Linked DNA regions of Mus musculus: region 2 is linked to region 1. The links are chromatin contacts, found by POLR2A ChIA-PET in ENCODE. All regions are on one chromosome and are shown on one strand. The core of a region is the stretch at or near the end of the contact, and the rest is flanking DNA. Distances in the headings are between cores, read along the strand shown. Region 1 holds the start of Hif1an (hypoxia-inducible factor 1, alpha subunit inhibitor). Region 2 holds the start of Sfxn3 (sideroflexin 3).

Region 1 (4,301 bases), core at 594-3,093:
TATCTTATATATTGCTTTTTATATTTGTAAAGTCAGTGTTATGTTCCTGCATTCATTCCTGATTTTAATAATATGAATTTCTAGGTCTGGTTTATTTTTAATTTTCAAGGCTATAAATTAAAAAAAAAAATCAACATTGCAGATAAAATCTTGACTGCTGCCAAACCCCTTCATGGAGATAACCCTGTTATCAACTTGTTATATCATAGTGACTATGTAGCTTAAGTATATAACTAAGACAGAAGTATTAATTTCTATTGCTGCATATTCAGTTAAATTTTGTTTTAGTGTTCTTTAAACAAGTCATAAAATTAGCAGCCCAAACAACACCTACTTAATATCTCACATTTGTCATGAGTATTGGTTCTGGTTAGTCAGGTCCACAGCTCAGGGTCTCACCAGTGTGAAACCAAGGCCTATGCCATGACATCTGAGGCTCTGAATCCTTTTATAAGCATAGCAGTTATTGGTCAAATTCAATTACTTGAATTTATAGGGCTACACTTCCCATATTTTTGTTGGCTATTAGCCAATAGTCTTTCTCAGCTTGTAAAGAATTCACTTGTCATTTTCTGAAATATATGCATATATATGTGTGTGTGTATATGAATATACATATATATTCAAGGCAAACCAGAGAGCATGTATTATGGATTCAAATCCCCAAGCCTTTTGTCTCTAACTAATGTTTCCAGATTTAAAGGGCTAGAGAGATAATGTCTGCCCTACTCAAGATAAGTCTCCATTTTGATGACCTCAAATTTGACTGGTTAGGGACTTTGACTACATATTTGCCATATAATGTTACCTAACTACAGGGACACCACCCTGTCATAGATGCAGTTCCTACTGTCATTTTAAGGGGAGAGACTTAAATAGGATATGTACACCATGGGATGACAATCTTGGCCTCCTGTAGGTATTCATTAGAATGGTCCAGTAAGGGCTGGCGAGACTGCTCAGCGGGTAAGAGCACTGACTGCTCTTCCAAAGTTCCTGAGTTCAAATCCCAGCAACCACCCATAGTGAGATCTGACGCTGTCTTCTGGTGCATCTGAAGTCAGCTACAGTGTACTTATGTATAATATTAAATAAATCTTTTAAAAAAAAAGAATAGTCTAGTAAGCAAACAAAACAATTAATACCTTCTCTTATAACCAGTATGTATTGTTGGAAAATGTGAATATCTGTGGTTGCATAACATTGGTCTCATTGCAAGATTAGATTTAAGTAGGTGAGATAGTGCTATATGCAGAAAAATCAAATAATACTGAACAAAAATGGATTTTATATTACTTTTTTTTTTTTTTAAAGGGATGGTGGTTTGCTGTGTTATTCAGACTGGCTCTGAACTCTTGGATTCAAGTGGTCTTCCTGCTTCAGCGTCTGGAGTAATTGGAACTATAAGCCCTTGATCTTCTCTAGATTCTGAATGAATTCAGTTTGTCCTTAATCATCTGTCTAAGCCTTCAGGACAGCTTTACCCAAGGTCTATGTGCTAACTGATTTTTCTAGTGATTTCTTAAGTGGATCTAAGCGTTGGCTTCTCTCCCCACCCGAGAGAGTAAAGCTTAAAGCTTAATTACACTTGCCTCCGTCTTTGCCTCTGTAGGCTTGAACATAGGGAGGCAGCAATATTTCGTGGGCTTGTTTGTCCCTTTTCTAAGGAACTAAGCGAGTCGGCCTTATGGAGCCTAGACTGTAGTCCTGCAGGTCACCGCTAGGGAGCGCTCCTTCAACCTAGGCGCCCACCTACTTAAAAGGTCTCGATCGGTTTCTCTTGCAGTCCATCTCTATGGTGTTCGTTGTTGTTGCTTCCGGAAAGGGCGGAGCTTTCACTTCCGGCGGGGCCGTCCCTAGAGTAGAGATGGCGGCGACGGCAGCCGAGGTTGCGGCCTCTGGCTCTGGAGAGGCCCGGGAAGAAGCCGAAGCTCCGGGTCCCGCCTGGGATGAGTCCCAGCTACGAAGTTACAGCTTTCCGACCAGGCCCATCCCACGTCTGAGCCAGAGTGACCCTCGGGCGGAAGAGCTCATCGAAAATGAGGTGGGGGGCGGGGCTGCTGCTGAAGGGGGTGGAGGAAGGGACCCGGTTAGCGGAGAGGTGGCACACTGATCAGATTGTGGACAGAGGCTTGAGAGGCGGGAAAGGGAGATGCTACGTCAGGAGAGAGTGACAGGAGACACTGTTGTGAATTTGACAAGTACAGATATCGTCGAGAAGAACATATTAGCGCCTTGGAATTACTTCATTGATTTTTTTTTTTGATGTTTTTGCTTAGGAGCCAGTGGTGCTGACCGACACAAACCTTGTGTATCCTGCACTGAAGTGGGACCTCGAATACCTGCAAGAGAATATTGGCAACGGAGATTTCTCTGTGTACAGTGCCAGCACCCATAAGTTCTTATACTATGATGAGAAGAAGATGGGCAATTTCCAGAACTTTAAGCCAAGGTCCAACAGGGAGGAAATTAAATTTCATGAGTTCGTTGAGAAACTACAAGCTATACAGCAGCGCGGGGGAGAAGAGCGGTAAGTTGCCCCGTCAGTAGAACCAGGGCATCCGCTTTCCTGTACTTGTTTGAAGGTGTGGTGGAGTTGGGTAAGAAGAGATTGGCACCTCCAAGCCTCTGGGTTCCACGAGTGAATATTCTGCTCTGCGCTTTGAGTTCTTGATGGTTCTTTTTAGCTTAGTGGATGAGGGCAGCATTAGCCTTGAACTGTGAGTCCAATTTCCTGTCTTTGGTAGTTAGAGTGACAGTTGTTTTGCAGGGTCAGTCAGACGAAAGAAAGGCTTTGACCGTGCCTATGTGGAACTTATACTAGCCTGATAGCATATGTCCAGTTAAATCATTGTGCGGTTCTGTTTGGGAGGGCTGTCCCAGGGTTCGAAAATTTCAAGCTCAAAATGGAAGATTTTTACTTAAGATCTTTTGATTTCTTGAAAAAAAAAAAAAGATTGTGTTTTATGTGTGCAGGTGTTTGTATTTAGTTGCTATTGTTTTGGGGGGGGCGGGGCAGGGACTCACTCTGGAGCTCTTAACTGGACTGGCTGGAACTTGCCATATAGACTAGGCTTGCCTCAAACTCGATAAGATCCTCTTGCCTCTGCCTTGAGTGCTGAGATTAAAGTGTTTACCTGTTTGCCTTGCACACCATGTGTATTTAATGCCTGTAGAGGGCAGAAGGCATTCCATTCTCTGCAAAGGAGTTACAAATAGTTGTTAACTGCCAAGTGGGTCCTGGGAACCGAGCCATGTGGGTCCCAGTCTCCTACTGCAGCTGTTACCCGATGAACCATCTCTGCAGCCCTTTTGACATTTAAAGCGCGCACGCGCGCGCGCGCACACACACACACACACACACACACACGCACACGCATGTGCACAGAGTAAGGCAATAATTGCTTGTTGGATTTAGCCCTGAAATTGACAGTCTTGATTCTCAAATACTTTTCTGGCTAGGGACAAAAAGTTGAGCCGTCCTTTATGATTTGGGTTGGGGGTATCAGGATCCTCTAGCTTTGGGAAGGTCAGAACACATTGCTTGATACACTGTTCTATTGGTCCAAAATCATTTGGAAGAGTGATTCTTCCTTTTTGTTTTTATTTCCACTTCTGAGGACCGCCCAGTTATATAGGTTCCAGACAGCAGTCAGTCCCACATTATAAAATTGTCCCTGGAGAATTGCTTTCGCTGAGTCCTTGACAGTGAATGACTGTCCCACATTTGGTGGCCATATCTGGAGTACTCTGTAGCCTCCTATCTTGATTCTCTTTCTGGCTTCCTAGCATCAGAATGTAACTAAGTGAATAGATTTTAAAGGTCTGGGCCAATGAGGTAGCTCATTGGCTAAATGTGCTAAGTGCCAAGCCCGACAGCTGGAGTTAATCTCCAAGACCACCATGGTGGAAGAAGAGAACCAGCTCTCACAAGTTGTCCTGTGACCTTACATGCATACTAGGAGAGATTCTGAGCTTTTATAACTCAGTTGTAATAGGCATATGGTTTAGATTTGTGGCTTACTTTTTTTTTTTTTTTTTTTTTTTTTTTTTTTGGTAAGTAGGTGTGTTATACCTGGCAGGGTGGTGCACGTGTGTAATCGTAGCACTCAGGAAGTGGAAGCCGAAGAATGAGGGATTCAGGGCCAGCCTCTCTTACCCTGAGAGAGCCCACCTAGGAGGTTCCTTGTAGCTAGGTTTTTCCAAGTTACTGAGATCTCTAATTAATGTTGCCGTAACTGTTAGGACTTTAAGGCAGGGAAGTCCCTTCTTTTCACTCAGACATGCTTGGCCTGGGTCAC
Region 2 (4,233 bases), core at 926-3,425, 480 kb after region 1:
CCGGGCCCCACACCCACCTTCGATGGGGGAGTTGATGAGGATGACCCGGCCCATGGGCGAGGAGGCTCGAATTCCTCGGGAGGGCCCATTCAGCAGGCGCTGCTGCTTCCTCAGCAGGTATCGTGTTGCTGTGGAGCCTGAGTCGCTGCCCAGGTGGCCTCGGGAGGAGACAGAGCTCAGGGAGCCAGAGCTGAGTTCTCCTAGACCCAGTGGGTCAAAGCCTACCGTGAAACCACGTGCCATAGTAGTGAGACTAGGGCAGTGCCCTACAGATCCGGACAGAGTCTGCCTGCCCTCCGAAGGTTGGCTCTTGGTCTTCCAGGCTCCATGAGCTTTCTCAGTAGGGCTGGAGTCTTAGTAAGGCAGATCTCGCTGAGTCGAAAAATAGTGTTTCTTCTGGCCACCCTGTTCTGGAAAGTCCACAAGACAGAGCAGCTGATCCCAGGCCACTTGGAAGAGAGGGATCTTTCTGATGCAATTTCAGTCTGAATGCTTCTTAGGAGTAGGGCTTCCAGATCTGTGTAGGAAGAACAGGGTTTGGGGAGAGGGATGAGTGCTGTCCCATTACCCTGGCTTCTGCACTTCCTCCTGACTTGAACATCCTGTCCCCCTCTCCCATCCTGGGCCCAGAGGAGATCGGCCCAGTTCTGCACCATCTTGGATTTGGGGATTTGTTTCTACAAGGCCATTGGGACACTTTCCTTCCATTCCTCCCTCCATTCCTCCATTGCTATTCTCAATGGAGTCATCCACCCAGTCTCCGGTCCTCATCTGACACTCAGAGAGTAGAGATGGGGGTCACAGCAGGCTCTTGAGTTTTAAAGAGAGAGAGGAGAATGGGTGCCACACAGTTTACTGCAGCATCTTTCCTGTGTGTATATGTATATGGGTAGGGGCTAGCCTCCCGAGCTGGACTTCAGGACCTGGGATAGCTGCGGTCGAGCTTGCCCCCCACCGCCACCCCCAGGTGAATGTCAGGCTCCAGGCTGCAGTTGTGAGTCTAAAGTCGCTGCAAGACTCTATCCCAGGACTGAGTGATCTTCTGGAGAGAGCCCCACAAATCGCTAGTGCAAAACCAGGGGTCACGCCCTCTAGAGCATTTCTGTAAACCAAAAAACAGACTCCCCCATGTAGGACCTCCTGCCTCGCTACCTCTAGGACTTGGCCACCTCACCTGGTCCCGTGTGCCGCCGCTGCCCTTGTCGCCCGCTGGCGGGCGCGATACAGTGAACTAAGGACCCCGCCCACGCTCCGCGCAGCTGCTGGAATAGAGCTACCCTGCGCGGTCCTGGGATCCCATTGGCTGCTGAGACCGCCAGTCATTCTCTTCTAGCACCTTTGGTAGCCTGTCCGGATTGTAGCTTCTCACCTGTCTGATACCTCTGGGCTCTGCCCGCCCCAACTCTGAACCCCAACTGGTCGTTGGAACCCAGGCTCTGGAACTGGCTGGGTTCCACTGGCTACTAGAATCACGTCTTCTCCGGGCCACGCTAGCTTCCTGAAATTGCCATCCCTTCCGTAGTCATCCCTAAGGTCTCTGTGGGAGAATGTCACAAACGAAAGAGCTGAACCTGAGCCTGAGATCAGCAGGAAGGAAAGCTGGAACATGGCTGTGTCGCCGCTGTGCCCTGGGTGCTGATGGATAAGGGATGTGTGTGTGTAATGCCTTCTTCACCTTCGGAGACACCCTGTTCTGGAAAGGCCGCACGATACAGCAGCTGATCCCAGGCCACTAGGAGAAGAATCTTTCTGATGCGCCTGCTTGGATGCAGGCAGAGATCACGGGAAACTTTGGCCGTGCACATCCCTAGGACTGGGGCGTCAGTTTGTGTACGGATAAGTGTTGGGGGTACAAAAAATTGCTGGCACAGTGGAGCTGGGGATTAGGTGGCAAAGGGGACTGGGAACACAAAAGGGGCACAGATACCACAACAATGTGGCTGGAAAGAGATGCGAATGACGAGGATCTGCAAAAGGAGCCTCTAAGACCTGGAGTAGCAGACCAGGGTGCAAGCAAGGAGAGTCCATTGCCAAGGCAGCAATCAAGTAAACAAGCAGTAATCCGAATCCCTCCGGGCGTTGCACCCTCAGAGGCCCGCCCTCCACGCCGCTCACCCGCACCCAGTGCACCTAGACTGGGTGCTGCGGGGGTGGGTGCCTCCAGAGGCAAGCTAAGGGACTGCAAGCGAAGGAGGCAAGTGGGGCGGCTCCTCCCCTTTTCTCCCTGGTTGGGAAGGAGGCCAGAATTGCTTCCCAGGACTGGGTCGGGTTTGGTCTCAACGGCCTGGTCTGGGAGAATCACTCTGGACATCCACTGTCTCGGAACTCTGCCAAGAGGGGGGGTGGGTCAGGCGAACGAGCTCAGGGAGCCCCCGCCCTTCCCTGCTGCTCAGCGTCACGCGTGACGTCTCGGTGATGGCTGGGAGGAAAGCGGAGAGCGGTGAGGAAGGCGGGTCTGAGAGCTTCTAGAGGCTGAAAACCCCGGAAAGCGTGAGTGCCTGCTGCCTTGGGAATCAGCAAAGTGGAGGGGTGAGGGCTTGGGCTCAGAACAGAAGGCTTGCCTTGAGAGAGGTGCTCTCTCTTATGGGAATTCCATATTGCGTGGTCTGTTAGGATCTGTAGGGCACAAGGAGGGGTTGGTTGAGGCTGTGTGTTAGGCATGCTTTCAAATGTCTGCAACTGATAGATATGGCTGAGCGTGTGTGTGTGTGTGTGTGTGTGTGTGTGTGTGTGTGTGTGTAACGGTACTCTGGTTGGTTGACTAGTGTATACAGTGTGACTCTAACCTGTTTGTGTGCTGGGGAGGGCGTGCCTGTCTTTGTGTATAAGTATGTGAAAGTCGGGTGGGGACGGTGTCTACTGTGAGGGAGGAAGTGGGGTTGGAGGGTATTAGTCACTCTGCAGGATTTTTGCCTAACACAGCCAGATGGCTGTTCTTGGCATTCCTTTTTGTGCTGGGCGGAGGGGCATCCATTGAATCTCGCCCTTTCCTGAGGTTTTTCTGAGGCTCAGAGAGAGTTGGGTGGGTGCCTGCGTCAGTTCTATTCAACCCAGGACCAGGGAGAGCCCGGAGTTATTGTGTAGGAGTGGAAGCAAGTGGGTTTGAGGAGGCTATGTGGGTGCTCACATGTTCACAAATGGCTGCCACTCCAGTGCTGTTTGAGATCTGGTACGGATCAGCCCTCAGGTGCCTAATGTCTCCTCCAATCAGGGGCTTGAGTGTGGGCTGCCTTCTGTCATTTTTCCAAACAGCCTTGGAAGTTTTTATCTAAGTCTTGGGGCAGCTGGGGCCTGAAGCTGGAAAGGGCTTGGGTGTGTTATCCATGTTCTGTGCTCCTATAGCAGGAGCTCAAGATAGCTGCCCCAGATTAGCTGCTGCTGGGGAATCACACACACACACACACACACACACACACACACACACACACACACACTCACACACACGTAAATCTGGCATCAGGCCACAGCGTCAGGAAAGCTATATTCTTGGTTCTGGTCTTCCCTCCGGCTCTTAAGTGGCTGTATGTTCCTGGCTAAAACACTACCTAGGGAACAACTCCTCCCCCACCCTTGTTTATGGATCTGGAGTGACCTTGAGCACCTGCAAGCACTGGTCAGTTTCTGGGGCCAAGGCAGAGCCACCAAAGTGTCTCCCAAGTGAAGGAAGTCCTTGGACCTGACCCTTATTCTTGCTACCTTGCAGAAGATGGGTGACCTGCCCTTAAATATCAACATCCAGGAACCTCGGTGGGACCAAAGCACATTTCTAGGCAGAGCCCGGCATTTCTTCACAGTCACTGATCCCCGAAATCTGCTGCTGTCCGGGGAACAGCTGGAAGCTTCCCGGAACATCGTGCAGAATTACAGGTGAACCTGCCTCAAATCACGCCACTGTGACGCAGCACTTTAGCTCAGCGGATCTGAGGACATTTGGGCTGAGGGGACAGCACTGTGTGTTATGGGTAGGTGGCAGCTCTGCAGGTCACAGATCCTTAGTAATGACACTTCCCAGTGCTGTTCACTGTGCAAGGACAAAGAGAGTCCCACGCAGATAGAAAAGGAATCCTCCTTGGGAGGTTTAACTCTTGGAATGTCCTCCAGTCATTCAAACCACCATCACTGTGACCCCGGAGAAAATGTGGGGCCACCAAGGATGTGAAAATAGAGTAGGCACACCTACAAGACGCTCTGACATCCCCAGGGGACAGAGAGGTCCTTTACTCAGAGGTTGGG

Evidence for each region. ChIA-PET counts read pairs that join two places held with the same protein, here RNA polymerase II (POLR2A).
Region 2: POLR2A ChIA-PET joins it to region 1 with 10 read pairs in Patski. The contact joins the promoter of Sfxn3 here to the promoter of Hif1an in region 1. POLR2A ChIA-PET finds 5 or more read pairs at or near these places in 2 of 5 experiments (Patski and embryonic stem cell).

What each region holds. Positions count from the first base shown.
Region 1 is chr19:44,561,011-44,565,311 of GRCm38, forward strand. It overlaps Hif1an (hypoxia-inducible factor 1, alpha subunit inhibitor), which reads left to right and starts at 1,844. Exons shown (of 8, transcript NM_176958.3): 1 at 1,844-2,044; 2 at 2,280-2,530. The coding sequence starts at 1,868.
Region 2 is chr19:45,045,401-45,049,633 of GRCm38, forward strand. Sfxn3 (sideroflexin 3) reads left to right here and starts at 2,176. Exons shown (of 11, transcript NM_053197.4): 1 at 2,176-2,490; 2 at 3,704-3,867. The coding sequence starts at 3,707. Pdzd7 (PDZ domain containing 7) reads right to left here and starts at 372. Exons shown (of 16, transcript NM_001195265.1): 1 at 18-372. The coding sequence starts at 243.